Linked DNA regions of Homo sapiens: region 1 is linked to region 2. The links are chromatin loops, found by intact Hi-C in ENCODE. Cell type or tissue: gastrocnemius medialis. All regions are shown on one strand.

What was found. Hi-C counts contacts between places; a loop is a spot of excess contacts. Peaks named below come from ENCODE experiments on the same cell type or tissue, not always from the same donor. Only the 100,000 strongest peaks of a DNase experiment are listed, where the experiment ranks them.
Region 1: it touches region 2 in a loop (5-fold over the local background); 8 of 110 quality-filtered maps call a loop at or near these places.

What each region holds. Positions count from the first base shown.
Region 1 is chr1:243,242,461-243,250,460 of GRCh38, forward strand. All of the region lies in intron 1 of CEP170 (centrosomal protein 170), which reads right to left. Among named protein-coding and RNA genes, the nearest start is that of CEP170, 8.8 kb to the right of the region's middle. In gastrocnemius medialis, no CTCF peak of the experiment used is centred here; a DNase peak (open chromatin) is centred at 4,596; H3K4me3 peaks cover 733 bases; H3K27ac peaks cover 3,524 bases.
Region 2 is chr1:241,516,683-241,524,682 of GRCh38, forward strand. FH (fumarate hydratase) reads right to left here and starts at 3,073. Exons shown (of 10, transcript NM_000143.4): 1 at 2,909-3,073; 2 at 500-634. The coding sequence starts at 3,040. RefSeq lists silencers at 2,508-2,777, 2,953-3,235, 3,058-3,187 and an enhancer at 2,851-3,447. In gastrocnemius medialis, no CTCF peak of the experiment used is centred here; a DNase peak (open chromatin) is centred at 3,139; H3K4me3 peaks cover 2,930 bases; H3K27ac peaks cover 1,553 bases.

The DNA of each region.
Region 1 (8,000 bases), 1.7 Mb after region 2:
ACCTGCCTCGGCCTCCCAAAGTGCTGGGATCACAGGTGTGAGCCACCACGCCCGGCCAATGAGTTATGTTCTAAACGTTACTCACAATAAACACTAGACCTGCTTCTGCCAGATACCAAGCAGTCCCATCCCCTTGTCCCCAGGGTATGGTACCCTCCCCAAGTTCTAAACTTTACTTTATTTACCTTTCACCGACTTGGATTCTATTTGTTCATGCCTCTCCAATTTATAAATTTTGAATCCTTTTTTTTTTTCTCCAAGACGGAGTTTTGCCCTATCACCCAGGCTGGAGTGCAGTGGCGCAATCTCGGCTCACTGCAACCTCCGCCTCCCAGGTTCAAGCAATTCTCCTACCTCAGCCTCCCAGGTAGCCAGGATTACAGGCATGCGCCATTGCGCCCAGCTAATTTTGTATTTTTAGTAGAGACGGGGTTTCTCCATGCTGGTCAGGCTGGTCTCCAACTCCCGACCTCCGGTGATTCACCTGCCTCGGCCTGCCAAAGTGCTAGCTTTACAGGCATAAGCCACTGCGCCCGGTCCTAAATTTTTGAATTGTTGATTCTCTATAGCAGATCCTTAACATTCTGGAATTTGTTATACACCACTTAGAATCATAGAGAAAAGGCTAGGCGTGGTGGCTCATGCCTATCTGCTTTAGGAGGCCGAGACAGGAGGATCGCTTGAGCCCAGGAGTTTGGGGCTGCAGTAGGCTATGATCATGCCACTGCACTCCAGCCTGGGCGACAGAGTGAGAGAGAGGGAGGGAGAAAGGAAGGAAGGAAAGAGTCATAGGGTAAAACATAAAGCAAGGGCTCTCATTTTTTACTAAATAGACCAACACAGAATTCCTCATGTAGGTAAAGAAGGGTAGGGGGACAGTGGAAGTGGAATGTAGTAAGATATAAAATTTAGAATGAATAATTTACTCCTGGATTTGCCACTAAAGGATAGAACCTCTAGATCAGAGAAACAATATAAGCTTCCCTAAATAGCTCTTTAGCTTAAAAAACAAAAACAAAATTCAACTTACCATTCTGATTTATTTATTTATTTATTTATTTATTTATTTATTTATTTTTTGGAGACAGAGTCTTGCTCTGTTGCCCAGGCTGGAGTCCAGTGGGGCGATCTCAGCTCACTGCAACCTCTGCCTCCCAGGTTCAAGTGATTCTCCTGCCTCAGCCTCCCGAGTAGCTGGGACTACAGGTGCACACCACCATGCCCAGCTCATTTTTGTATTTTTTTAAAGTAGAGACAGGGTTTCACCATGATGGCGAGGCTGGTCTTGAACTCCTGACCTTGTGATCCGCCTACCTCAGCCTCCCAAAGTATTGAGATCACAGGCAGGAGCCACCACGCCCGTCCATCATTCCTCTTTAAAAGTAGACACCACACACACACACATACACAAATGCCCTACCCCCAAAAGGAATAACTCAATGTCATCTGTGTCAATTTAGCTACCTGTTTACAGAAACACCTAGTTCACCAACACTACTGGAGTGAAAACCAGTATGTTCATTTTTTAACTGTCTTTTTTTTAATATAACAGTGATTGGTTGGAAAATATTTCAGTAGTACATTCGGAAAATGTAAAACTGAAACATAATTAGCCTCAATTAATTTAAGAACACTTTAGTTAAACACACACAAATACTAATATCTGCAATTTACTTTGAAATGCATCAAAATACAAGATATGCTGATGAATGGAATGATAAATAAATGGCTAGGTATGTGATAAAACTGCTATCGTGTTCCTAGTAGAATCAAGATGGTGAGTATATGAGTAGTCATTGTGAAATTCAACTGTCCTGTACATTTGAGAATTTTCATTACAAAAAAAAGAAAAAAATCTAGAATAACCCCCCTGCCCAAAATAGAGAGCTCCTTGTATCACACACACACACACACACACACCCTCAAAAACTTACCTCCCAATTTAACTCTAGTGAAAAGAGGAAACTAAAAAACAAATAGTTTAGAAAGTAAAAACTCTGGGCCAGGAGCCGTGGCTCACGCCTGTAATCACAGCACTTTGGGAGTCTCAGGCAGGTAGATAGCTTGAGCTCAGGAACTTGAGACCGGCCTGGGCAACACGGTGAAACCCCATCTTTACCAAAAACACGAAAAAATTAACTGGGCCTGGTGGCATGTGCCCTGTATTCCCAATTACTTGGGGGACTGAGGCGGGAGGATGGCTTGAGCCCACGAGATCGAGGCTGCAGTGAATGGAGATCCCCCCACTGCACTCCAGCCTGGAGGACAAAGTGAAACCCTGTTTCACAAAAAGTAAAAAAAAAGAAAGTAAAAACTCCGAAGAGTTACACAATAAACTGACACAGCAGGCTATATATGACTAAATACATTCTAAAAAAAAAAATCAATTAACACACTTGTATGTAAAAATTTAAATCACAAATATGATAGGCATGTATTTAATAAAATTTCATGTAGTGAGATTATTTCATAAGGAAAAGGAAATAAGAAATTTGACTATATACATGTTAAAATCTTTGTTGGGTAAAAATAACAAATTTAAAAGGCAATGACAATCTGGGAAAAAATTTTACAGTATCTGTTACCCAAAAGTTGTTATAAGTGAGGGAAGCAGGGTGATACAACAGAAGTATGGTGATCCTAGAATCTGCTACAAGTGAATATAATGATGAACAAGTGAATATAATGTATGTGTGCAAAAGGCACACATACAAGCAACTCAGATCAGAAATACAATGGCCAATAAGCACATTTTAAAAAAATGTCAAGTGTTATTGATAAAAGAAATTTAAATAAGGTTTTTTTTTTTGGTTGTTGTTCATCAAAGTGGCAAAACTGTCCAGATTGGGTGGCTCATGCCTGTAACCCCACCACTTTGGGATGCTGAGACAGGAAAACTGCTAGAGCCCAGGAGTTTGAGACCAGCCTAGGGAACAAAATGAGACCTTGTCTCTATAAAAAAATAAAAAACCTTGGCCAGTGCGGTGGCTCACGCCTGTAATCCCAGCACTTTGGGAGGCCAAGGTGAGCGGATCACGAGGTCAGGAGTTCAAGACCAGCCTGACCAACATGGTGAAACCCCGTCTCTACTAAAAATACAAAAATTAGCCAGGTGTGGTGGTGTGTGCCTGTAATTCCAGCTACTCAGGAGGCTGAAGCAGAAGAATTGCTTGAACCCGCGAGGCAGAGGTTGCAGTGAGCCGAGATCTCGCCACTTCAATCCAGCCTGGGCGACAGAGCAAGACTCCATCTCAAGAAAACAAAACAAACAAACAAAAAACAAAAAACAAAAAACAAAACAAAAAAAACACAAAAAAGAAAAGAAAACAAAAAAACTTAGATGGGCATGGCAGCCCATGCCTACAGTCCCAGCTACCTGGGAGACTGAGCGGAGAGGATCCCTTGAGCCCAGGAGGTAAAGGCTGCAGCAAGCCATGAACACACCACTCCACTCTAGCCTGGGTAACAGAGCGGGACCTCGTCTCAAAAAAAAAAAGAAAAAAGAAAGCAAATTTTAAAAAAGATACGTAATATTCAGCACTGATGAAGGGGTGAAGAAACACACAGTTTCATATGCCAGTGGTAGAAGAATAAACTGATATAAACTGGAGGGGGTAATTTTATTAAAAAGTTAGAAAAGGTTTAATTAGTAGAATTCTGCATTTGTATCTGCATTGTATTTTAAGCATAATTTGTTGAAATCAAAGAAAAACATTGATTTGCACAGAAATTCAGAGTTAGAAATGTCCATTACAGTGTTGTTTACTTTTTTTTTTTTTTTTTTTTTTTGAGACAGAGTCTCGCTCTGCCACCCAGGCTGGAGTGCAGTGGAGCAATCTCAGCTCACTACAACATCTGCCTCCTGGATTAAAGCGATTCTCCTGCCTCAGCCTCCCGAGTAGCTGGGATTACAGGTGTGCACCACCACGCTCAGCTAATTTTTGTATTTTTAGTAGAGACAGGGTTTCCCCATGTTGGCCAGGCTGGTCTTGAACTCCTGACCTCAAGTGATCTGCTGGCTTCGGCCTCCCAAAGTGCTGGGATTACAGGCATGAGCCACTGGGCCCGGCCTGTTGTTTACAATTTTAAAAATACATTTAATTTTCATAAATTGTGTGTAAGTAGATTACATGTTTGAGAAGACAGATTCTATGCCACATTAAAAGTTAGAGCCAGAAAGTTTAACTTCATGATAAAATGTTACCAAATTAAACCAGAATAGACAAGAATACATAACAGGGTTACTGGCTAGTGGGATTATGATAGTACTTAATGGTAGAAAATCTTGTTTTCTAAATTTTCTGCCATGTATTAGGATTAGATTTGTAATATAAAAAATAAAATGGCCTTCAATTTGCAATGCATTATATGCATTTTTTATCCAAGGAGAAGTATTTAATGACCAGCCATAGCAAATCATATTATATAAGGTCTGCAAGATACCTATGTATTGTGAAGTTATAGTCCTATTGCCTCAAAAAGCTTACCACAAAAAGTCCTGTATTTGCGATGTTCCTTTTTCACCAAAATAAGTATTTTGCACTTTACCCCTATTATCATCAAGCAGACTCATTTCCCCCACCCTCCTGCTTCCTCAAATCAGTTTCTAGCTGGCTGCCTAGAGTTCAAAACCCCTAACCAGTCCCTAAGCTTTGAATTTGCACTTTTTCTATTCCATGTAACATGTGACAAACCATTACTCAGTTGAACACTTTCCAGAAAAAAGTCAGTTAAAAGAAGAAAGTCTTCCTGGCTGGCCTAGGGAAAAAAAAAGTAAGGAAGCCTTTTAACTTGCTTACTTTTCTACCTCAATTCTCTTTATTTAGACACTGTTTAGAATTAAAGGATGAGTTTAGGATTGGGAAAAAAAGCTATTATCTCAAAGCCTGGTTGTTCTTTTCTTTCTTTTTTGAGATGGAGTCTCACCCTGTTGCCCAGGCTGGAGTACAGTGACGTGATCTTGGCTCACTGCAATCTCCATCTCCTGGGCTCAAGCAATTCTCCTTCCTCAGCCTCCTGAGTAGCTGGGATTACAGGCCTGCGCCACCACGCCTGACTAATTTTTGTATTTTTAGTAGAGACGGGGTTTCACCATGTTGGCCAGGCTGGTCTCGAACTCCTGACCTCAGGTGATCCACCCGCTTCGGCCTCCCAAAGTGCTGGGACTACAGGCGTGAGCCACCGCGCCTGCCCTGGTTGTTCTTATCCTCTTTCTAGCCCTTTTCTCTACCCTCAAGAATATTATAAAATGATGTGCGAAACTGCCTATCGGGATAGAGTGCATAGGAAGTAAAAAACTATTCCTACAGACTCAAAATGAAAAATATTTTTATTTGCCAACATAGTTCTTCAAATCTAACACTATCAAGTTGGTACCACACTTGGGGCAATAAGGGAAGGAGACCCCTATCTGCAATTATACCTTTCATTTGGTTTTTACATCTACCTCGTTTGGCTACCACAATAAACCTCTGAGGTAGCTGGACTATCACTAGCTTCCTGATAAATTCTTCCTATGAAACAGCATCGCTTCTCCTGTTCAAACATCAGAGGCAGCAGCAGCTGCCATACTCATCCACGTAGGAAACAGCATTGGCCTCTTTATGAGTAAAACTTTGTTCAGGGCTTTAGATTTAGTAGTTGCCAGGGGAGAATAACTGTGAACATTCATGTTGATAAACCAGATTTAAAAAAGGAAATTGCTTTCTCAGAGACCATTCAGAAAGAAAGAGGATACTGCCTGATTTCTTATGAAGTATTTAGGTGATTAAAGGTGATACAGGGGACTGATCACTCCTTATCTCTAAAAATACTTCCTTTACTTGGCTTGTGGGACAACACACTCTTCAGTTTCCTCACACCCCACTGTCCACTTTTCAATCCTCCTCGATGGCGCCTTCTCTTTTGCTCAGCTTTCCATGTGGAAAGTACCAATTCTCAATTCTTGGATCTCTTCTCAGTCTAACTCCCTAGCCAAGAGATCCCTTTAAGTCTACTGGTGATGCTTAACATTTAACTATCCTCAGTCCAAACCTCTCCTCTGAATGCTTGACTTACATATCTAACTGCCTACCTGATGTGTCCACTTGGGCGTTTAACAGACACTTCAAACTTAACATATCCAAAACATTTGACTCTCTAAAGCCAGAAACTAGTAACTTTCACTATTGCCACTACTGTCGCTCTAGTCTAAGCCATTAATGTCTCTTAAACCAGATCATTCCAATCATTTCCTAGCTTATCTCATGGTTCCCAGTGTTTTAAAGAATTCCCAGAGCCATTCTTTAAAAATATAACCCAATTTTTTGGCTTTGCTCAAAATCCTCCAATGAATGCTCATAGCACTTAAAATCAATGAATAAAATCTCTATGCAACCTCATTTCCTCCTATAAGCACCTTTTCCTCACTCACCTTCAGCCACAGTGTTCTCCAAATTCACTTATCCCATTCCTGCCTCAGAACCACCGCACCTGAGTAGAATACTCTCCACTCAGATACCTACAAGATGCTTCCTTACCTAATGCAAGTTCTCTGCTAAATGTCACCTCAGAAAGAGGGATTCCCTAACCACTCTAAGATAGTTCTCAAGGTGTAGCATAGTGGATAAAGAGGCTATTTTTTTGTGTCATAGAGGGGACACAAAATATGTATTTATATTTGCTTGAGGTGAAGAAAAATTCATGGCCAGGCGTGGTGGTTCATGCCTGTAATACTAGAACTTTGGGAGGCTGAGGAAAGAGGATCACTTAAGCTCAGGAATTCAAGACCAGCCTTGGCAACATAGTGAGACCTCATCTCTACAAAAAATTAGCTGGGCATGGTGGCGCACACTTGTAGTCCCAGCTACTCAACAGGCTGAGGTGGGAGTATTGCTTAAGCCCAGCGGGTCAAGGCTGCAATGAGCTGGGATCCTGCCCCTGTACCCCATCCTGGGCGACAGAACAAGACTCTGTCTCAAAATAAATAAATAAATAAATAAATAAATAAATAAATAAAGTTCATTGAAGAATACATAAGAAATAATAAAAATAGCTACTTACTGGATTGGCAAAAGTGGTAACTCAGCAGATAAGATGTAGGGTGAAAAGGTTTTTCATATTATTTCTTTTCAAAATATTATTTGAAAACTACCTGAATGAACACTTGAAAACAAATGTAAAACAGCAGTCCTCTACCACTGTCTCTTTACCTTGATTAATTTTTCTTCATAGCATCTATCCTTACTTGACTTTACATCGTAAAAGAATTATCCATATCCTCCAGTATATTGTAAACTTCATCTAATTCCTTTACTGCTGGAGGATATAATGGTTTTCTCTTTAATTTAAAAAACAAAACAAGGCCAGGCGCCATGGCTCACACCTGTAATCCCAGCACTTTCAGAGGCCTAGGCAGTGGACCATGAGGTCAGGAGATCAAGATCATCCTGGCCAACATGGTGAAACCCTGTCTTTACTAAAATACAAAAAATTAGCCGGGCGTGCCTGTAGTCCCGGCTACTCGGGAGGCCGAGGCAGGGGAATAGCTTGAATCCAGGAGGCAGACGTTGTAGTAAGCCGAGACTGAGCCACTGCACTCCAGCCTGGCGAGAGAGCAAGACTCCGTCTCAAAAAAACAAAAACAAAAACAAACAAAAAGGCCCCAAAAACAAACAAACAAAAAAAACCCATCCGAATGGTTTTCATTATTTTTGTGTCACCTTTCCTCCCAGCATCTTTTATTTATGTAACATTCATTCTATTTATAAATGTGCATGGCTTTGTCCTTGGCTATATTAAGTATATGGCCAGGATGGAGACATAAGAGTTTGGCTTGTTGAATTTATAAATGTCAAAAAGCCAGGAAGGAAAGCTAATCCCTTGGATGACAGAATCATGATTCAAGAAGATCTCAAGTTTTAACTATAGCTACGTTCACGGAGATGAAATTTAATAGGAGGCAATGGTAAAATACTGGTTTAAAAACATCACCTGTGTGTTTATACACAATGGGAGAAATC
Region 2 (8,000 bases):
TCACTCTGTCGCCAGGCTGGAGTGCAGTGGTGCGATCTCAGCTCACTGCAACCTCCGCCTCCCGGGTTCAAGCAATTCTCCTGTCTCAGCCTCCAGAGTAATTGGGACTACAGGCGCGCGCCACCGTGCCCGGCTAATTTTTGTATTTTTAGTAGAGACAGAGTTTCACCATGTTGGCCAGGATGGTCTCGATCTCTTGACCTCGTGATCTGCCCACCTTGGCCTCCCAAAGTTCTGGGATTACAGGCATAAGCCACCGTGCCCGGCCTTAAATTTTAAAAAATCCAAAATATTCAAAGCGATGGCTCAAAATAATAGCATGCTAAAACTTCAAAAAGTTCTTTAACATTTTAGTGAAAGAGAACCTCTTATTACTCACGAAGCCATCTTTTCTAATAACTTTACATTTTAACTCTGAAAAATATTTATAAAGTAAAGTGACTCATGAATACAGCCTACTTCATCCAAAATAGCCAACATTTCCACAAATGCCACTTACTGGCATGCGTTCTGTCACACCTCCAATCTTAAAGTTCATCGTAGATCTCACGGTCTGGGCGCCATAATACTTATCATTTGGCACCTTTAGTTCACCAAAGGTATCATATTCTATCCGGAAGGAATTTTGGCTTGCCTAAAGACAAGAATACAACACTATTACAAGTTGAAAAGAAACCCAGGATCAAAAGTAATCGCATCTTATCAGCTGTTAAAGAGAAAGAAACCTGAATAAGTATCACAAAGACAAAAAAATACTATTTGGATTCTCATTCTCTTCCTCACTTTCAGGTCTTTCCTTGAGAGCTCTTTGTCACACAAACTTATTAATTCAGGCTTTAAAGACAGACTGTAGAACTAATATACTATGCTGGTGATAAACATAAAGACTTTGAAATACAAATAGTAATCTTTTCCATTTCAAGAGTATGCTTATTACTGGTCAAGATTTGGCCAATTCAATGTACTTAGTTTAATGCTTATTTTACTGGGAACTTTTGAAAACGGTCTAAGAATGATTATTTGAAATTTATAAACATTATTTATATATAAACATTATTCACATATATTACATATGTATATTCATTTATATAAGAAATGTATAAACATTATTTACATATATAAACACTATATATATGCCATCATGCTACCAAGTCAGTATCACAGTTGGTCTGCCTGTTAAATATTCTCATTCTCAATGCACTTTTTAATGCATTTTTAATAATCAATGATCACACTAATTATTCATGTGTGATTTATTTGCTTATTTAACTGCTTTGCTTATTTAATCTCCACTAAAGACAAGAATAAAACACTGCCTGTAAAACCCTATCCCCATAGGGACTGTCTTATTTACAGGGCCTGGTAAGTGGAAGGCACTCAATAAACAGTATCTTTCTATTGAATGAATTTGTATGTGTTCTTTTAAATAAAAGGTACCTTAGGGCATCAAGGGTTATGTGAAATTCTCAACATTAGCAACAGGAAGAACTTTTAACAAAACCAACAGAGATTTTGGACCTGAGAATGGTTAGAGGGCAAAAAGTACCAGAACTAGAAAAAACAAAAACTACCTCCATCTGATTTTAGCTAACATTACAATTCTAAGAGCAAAGTAGTGCTGCTATTTTTTGACATTTGCATCAACAGGATAGATTCAGAAGTTCTCCAGTCTGCTTCCCTTTACAAAACACTAAATAAACAATAAATAAATTTAAAAATATGTAAAGGTTTTAAAATGCCCTAAAATTATTCGAGCAGGGAGTTCGAGGAATACAAAACATCTCTGATTCTGTAGTATAGTTGTATATCGTAGGTATAGTGACCCAATCAAATTATCTTGAAGTTTAGAGTCCAGAAAAAGTACTGGCCCTTTGAAATACCCTAGATGGGGCACTTATTTAATGAGCACTCGCTACATGGTATTTTCACATGTGCAGTTTTGCTGAGTAGCTGTAAGTATTTCAACTTTGCATACGGATTTGAAATCACATCTCTTAGATTGCAAACCTCATGCTACACCAGTGCAGAACTGTAACTCTTCAACTATCATTTCTCAAACGTTTCCTAACAATATACATATGTATTTAAAGCTTTTTAAAAGCCTGCATTCCTAAAGATGACACTCTAAAGAGCAAAATGACTTACGTAAGCATGTCATAACCTGAACTTGGATCTTTAAGTTCTTAGCTGGCTTTCTGAATAAAAAGTACCGATTCAGCTCCTAGCCAATCTGCTCAAACATGCTTCAGAACACTATGCCCGCGGTATTCGGAATTGAAGAGTTTTACAACAATTACGGGGGAAACCATAGTCAGCCTAACAAACTGAGCATGCAATTTCAAAGGAAGTAAAATCTTCGAAGAACCTTCTACCCCACCTGGAGGGCCTGAAAGCAGTGCAGTGCCCCTTGGCGAAACAAACCACAGTTCAGAAACCACTAGATGCACAGGCGGCCAGTGTCCGGCCAGCAAGGCCCAGCTATGGGGCAGGACGGTGCGGGAGCTGCCCCTCTCCCAGCACCCTCCGCCCACGCCGGCACTGTCCTTGAGGGCAGCGCCCCGGGGCTGGGGGCCTGCGCGCCAGCAGCAGCGAAGTTACCTCAAAACGCCCCGGCCTCGGCCCGCCACGGACGGCTCCGAGGAGGCGCCGGGAGCGGGCCCAGTAGGACCCTCTCTGACAGCCCCCGTCCCTCCCCAAGCGCTCTCCCGGGCTGCGGCTCCATCCCTGCGCCGGAAGAGGCGTCCCGAGGCCGGGAGGCCCGCCACGCCGGCACGGGCGCTAAGCCCAGAGTCTGGCGCGGCCCGGACGCCCGGGGAATCTCTCCCGCCAAGTCGCGGGCGCCCAGGCCGGCAGGCAGGAGGGCTGAAGGTCACTGCGGGGAGGCCGGGGGATGGCGGCCTGCGCTCACCATTCGAGCCGCGTTCGGAGGCCAAAACGAGGGCACGGCCGCGCCACCCAAGCCGGGAGCCGAAGCTAAGGCTGCGGCTGGAGCCCGCACGAGGGGACGCGAGCGCGCGAGGAGCCGAAGTGCTCGGTACATGGTGCTGAGGGAGCTTGGGTAGAATTTCTGGGCGGCTGTGGCCACGCCTCCACGCCGGTTGTCAGAAACCGTTCCGCCCACCGGCCTCCGCTCTTATCCAATCAACAGCCTCACACCGACAGGTGGGGCAGGACCAATCGTGAATGACCAGTAAAGAATGAGGGGGCGGGTTAACTTTCTAGTAGTAGTGTGGGGTGTAAGGCCTTCGGATTCATGGGAAACTAGAAAGAAGGGAATTATGGGAAAGGAGGCTCAGGTTATTCTTGGAGCCGGTCTGATTTTTACGTGTGGCTGTTAGAAGGCGGGAGTATTAGTTGGTGAATCAGGTCGTGTTTGGTTGGTGAAATATCCTAGAAAGAAATATTTATTGTTTTATTTATCATGTAATCACTCATTACACGTTCTTACTACTGAAATCTTTCTTCATTTCTTCCAGATTGTATCTTCTGTGTAGAAATTTTGGGAAGTGCAGCAAAGTGTAGATAATGAAATAGTAATTATTCATAATCCCACAACTGAAAAATAAGCTACTTACTTATTTCTTTTAACTTATCATTTTGAGATCGCTACCGTTTCCTTTCTCTTCTTAGCCTATACCCTCAGAACTCTTTTTTTTTTTTTAATGTATTGTGGAAGACGTACACAATTATAGGGAACCTCGGAATTTTTATTATTTGTATATCGTTCTCCCAGTTTTTTGCATAGCTAATTTATACATTTTCAAATTAAAGGCATATTGTTTTAATATAATAGTTGATTACAGAAAAGCAGGAATTGATATAAAATTGCATCTGAACCACAGTTTTATCTTTTCTCTTTTCTATTGCTTGGAACCAGATGACAGTAAAGAGAGAGCGATCGGATGTTCTTAAAATCAAAAGTCCAGAACCTGCAAAGCCAAATTTATGAGTCAAACTTACAAACTTGCCAAACCTTTTGGTAACATTATGTTATTTTGTGACTTATAAATTTGACACATATTTAAAATATAAAAATTCAAATGAGATTGTAATAGTTGAACTACAATCAAAACACACTAGAAAACTGAATGCAAATTCTTTAAAACATTGCTAATAATGGAATGACGTTTTGTTTTTGTTCTCCTCCTTCCCAGCAGGTATCATTATTGTGTATATCATTATTTTGATGCATCCTTTCAGTTCTGTGTATTTTTTGCTTCATACACTAATATACAAACAATGGTTTTAATATTTTACTTTAAAGTTTTACTGTTGCATAATTGAACTCTATGCTTTTAAGATATAGCCATGATCTTTTAAAATTAATCATATTGGATCACATGAATATGAAATATTTTATTTATCCAGTTTCTTAATAAAGAACATTTTTCTTTGCTATTACACAAAATTATTTAATGAACATATGTTTATCATTTCTTCATAGATCATCTCTTTCTTCATTGTGTGGTGCCCCTCTTTATTGTTATTGTTGCTTGTCCTTTTAAACTTTTTTTAATATTGATATTTCTCTACCAATTTCATATTGGCTATTATTTGCCTGCTGTATATTTCTCATTTTATTTTATTTTTTGTTTCATTTTTGTTTCGAGCATGTCTCTTATTTCTACCATACAGTTTAACTTTTCAAAACCCAAATTAATAGCCTTTTTATAAATAGGTTATTTTAATCCCTTTTAAAAATTACCTATGACACATATTATGTTCTAGAATTTTTCAAAGCACTTTATATGTATTAATTCTTGGAACACTCAAAAACAACCCTATGAGATAGGTCCTATTATTATTCCTGTACATAGAAGAGAAAAATTGATGCCCAGGAACATCCACATATTTATTTGTGTGTTTTACTTCGATTTATTAGTGAAACTGATTTTCTATCTGCAGTAGTAATATGAAGTTCCATTTTTAATTATTCATTTTATTTGAAGTAAAATATTCAGTATAATATGAAGATGCTATATAAATGACTAAAATTTAGGAAATATTAACTTAGCTAATTTATTTTTATTAATTCGTAATAAAACGTACATAAAGCCTTTAATAAAGGCTAGATATCTTCATTTTAGAATGACTTATGTTATCTATTTGAAATAATGTTTTTACTTTGCTTAGAGTTTGGGTTTTTTTTTTTTAACTTTGGACTTGTCTGATAATAATATTGACCTGCTTTCTTCTTGTTGATGCTTGCCTGGTTTGTTCTTGTTTGTTTTACTTTGCTTTCTGTTTAAGGTAGGGGATGTGATTGGTGTCCTGCTGAGGGACAAGGGAAAAGTGCAATGGTTTTCTCTTGCCTGTGTTCTAAATCTCAACACCTGGCTGACAAAATTGATTGCGAGGTTCAAATTGTATCAATCAAAATGTTCTCCTTATTCAAACTAAAGACTTTTGCAAATTCTAATTTAGGATACCTCCCAGCCTGGGAGATTACCAGTGGGTTTCCTAGAGGAAGCTTAACAGAAAATTTGCAAGATACACCCATAAAAGTCTCCCAGAAAGTAGAGCAAATATTCAAAGAGAAGGAAAATAAAAGAAGTAAATAAAATTAGAGAAACAGTTCAGTATGTCCAACATGTGAATAATGTAGGGGAAACATTAGGAAAAAATGGAATAAACCTTAAAAAAATAAATTCAGAAAAATATATTGTAGAACTAGCAGATATGAACTAGCCAGAATGAGTTATGTCAACAAGAAATGTTAGAATACCAAGGGCAAAGAGAAGAGACTGGAATCTTTCAGAGAGAAAAATAAATAAGCAAAGGATTAGAAATCCTTAGACTTCACAACAACAATATCGGAAGCCAGACAGCAGTTGAATGATGTCTTCAAATTGTTAACGGAAAATTATTTCCAACTTTATATTCTATACCCAGAGAAATCAAGTGTGTGAAGAGAATTAAAATGTTTTCACATGATCAAGATGTCAAAAAATTTACTTCTTATCTACACTTTTCAAGAAAACGCCTCAAGTAAGTGCTCCACCGTAACTAGGAGTAAACAAAGGAAGAGGAAATTATGGACTTAGAAAATAGGGTCTTCGACACAAGAGACAGATGTGGCATATTGCCTGGAGGAGGCTATGACAGCTGTGCACTTACCTTAGAGAGCAACCATCTCAGATGGAAGCAGGTCACAGCCTCTGGAATAGATTTACTCAAAAAGATAAAATTGCTAATGCCTTGAATATACTGAGAAGGAATTTAGCTGATTGGGGGAGAGTTTGAGGGTTACATTTATAAGTCTTAGAAAAGTAACCAAAGGGAAAAAGCATGACAGTTATTAAACTGACAAATAAAGATAGTTGTATTTTGCAGAAAAGGGAAAATAATCATTATCAAATTTGAATGGCCATAGTTATAATAAATCAAACGTTGAATATTGATCTAACTGAAATGTTGATGTAACTATACTGAAAGGATGGGGAGATGGAAAGAATGTAGAAGTTTGGAGAGATTCAGACACGGTGAAAAAAAAAACATTAATCTTCGTCTTCAGTAGTGAGAAGTCATGATCTAATACCTAAAACCATAAACTGGACAGACAGAAATAAAAACCAAGAGGTAATCTTTAGAGATGTGGAAGTATATACCCAGGAACTGGAAGGGATGCCTCTGTGCAAGGATAAGTGGCGGAGAGGTAGCAAGGGTGATGACTGTTTAGGTTGGATGTCTTGCAGAACTTTTTTATTCCTAAGACTAAGTGCACGTACAGAAACTTTGCAAAACACTAAAATTACCAACTCAGAAAGTTAACCAACCTCTCTCTCCATTCTCCAGAAAAACTTCAATTCCTCAATGTGCTGGATTCCATTACCCCTCAGAGACACTACCCACTCTTTTTCTTACTTTGTCTGGTTATTTCTCTTAATTGACCCATAGAATAAGTTAATACTGTAACTTTGCTGTCTCAGCTCTCATGTTAAAAACAAACAAAAGCTGCTCTGACTTTGCATCCCACTTCAACTCCCTCCTCATTTCCAGGACATATTTGATCACCATCTTCACTTCACTTCTCATTCTTTCTTCATCCTATTACAATCTGCCTTCAGTACATGTCACTCCATTCATACTGCCCTTTCCAGGGTCACCAGTGACCTGCAAGGTGCAAATACAATGAACAATTAGTTTCCTATGTTTGCAGCAGCATTGACACAATTGACACCCCTTCTCCTTGGAAATACCTCTTTCTCGCTCTTTGAAATATCAAAGTCTCCGTATTTCCCTCTCCCAAACTTCCACTTTGTTTCACTACCTATTCCTTCACACTGTTCTTTGACAGATTTTCACTTATAAATAGGGAAGGGCCTCAGGGCTCACTCCTAAATAGTCTTTCCTCTTTAATTCATTTTTAAAAATATAGTGGGACCTCAGGTACAGAGTGTTGAGTAAATACACTGACCTTATGACATGTTATGGAGTATAAGATCCATTCTTATTTTATTTAAATATTTCATTTCTATTCCTATTTTCTATTCATATTTTTACTCTCTTTTTTGATTTCAATAGTTTTGGGGAAACAGGTGGCTTTTGACTACATGGATAAGTTTTTTAGTGGTGATTTCTGAGATTTTGTTGCACCCATCACCTAAGCAGTGTACACTGTACCCAATGTTTAAGTTTTTCATCCTTCACCCCCTCCCATCCTTCCCCCTGAGTCCCCAAAGTCCATTATATGGTTCTTATGACTTTGAGTCCTCATAGCTTAGCTTCACTTAGCTTCTTATTCTCCTATACCCTTTCTCCTTTCAAACCCCTAGAAAACTATTATAATGTGTTTATTTTGTATCCTTTTGTTTAGATGTATTCTTGTAAAATTTGTACAGTTGTTTTGTGCAGTTTAAATTTTTATGTAAATGTTATTGAATTATGCATGCTATTCCCTTTCTTAACTATCTTCTCAATCAGTTATCTTTCCATAGGTGAAATCTTCATTCCCATGATTTTCAGTACCATCTTTATGTTGATATACTGATGGTGCCAAA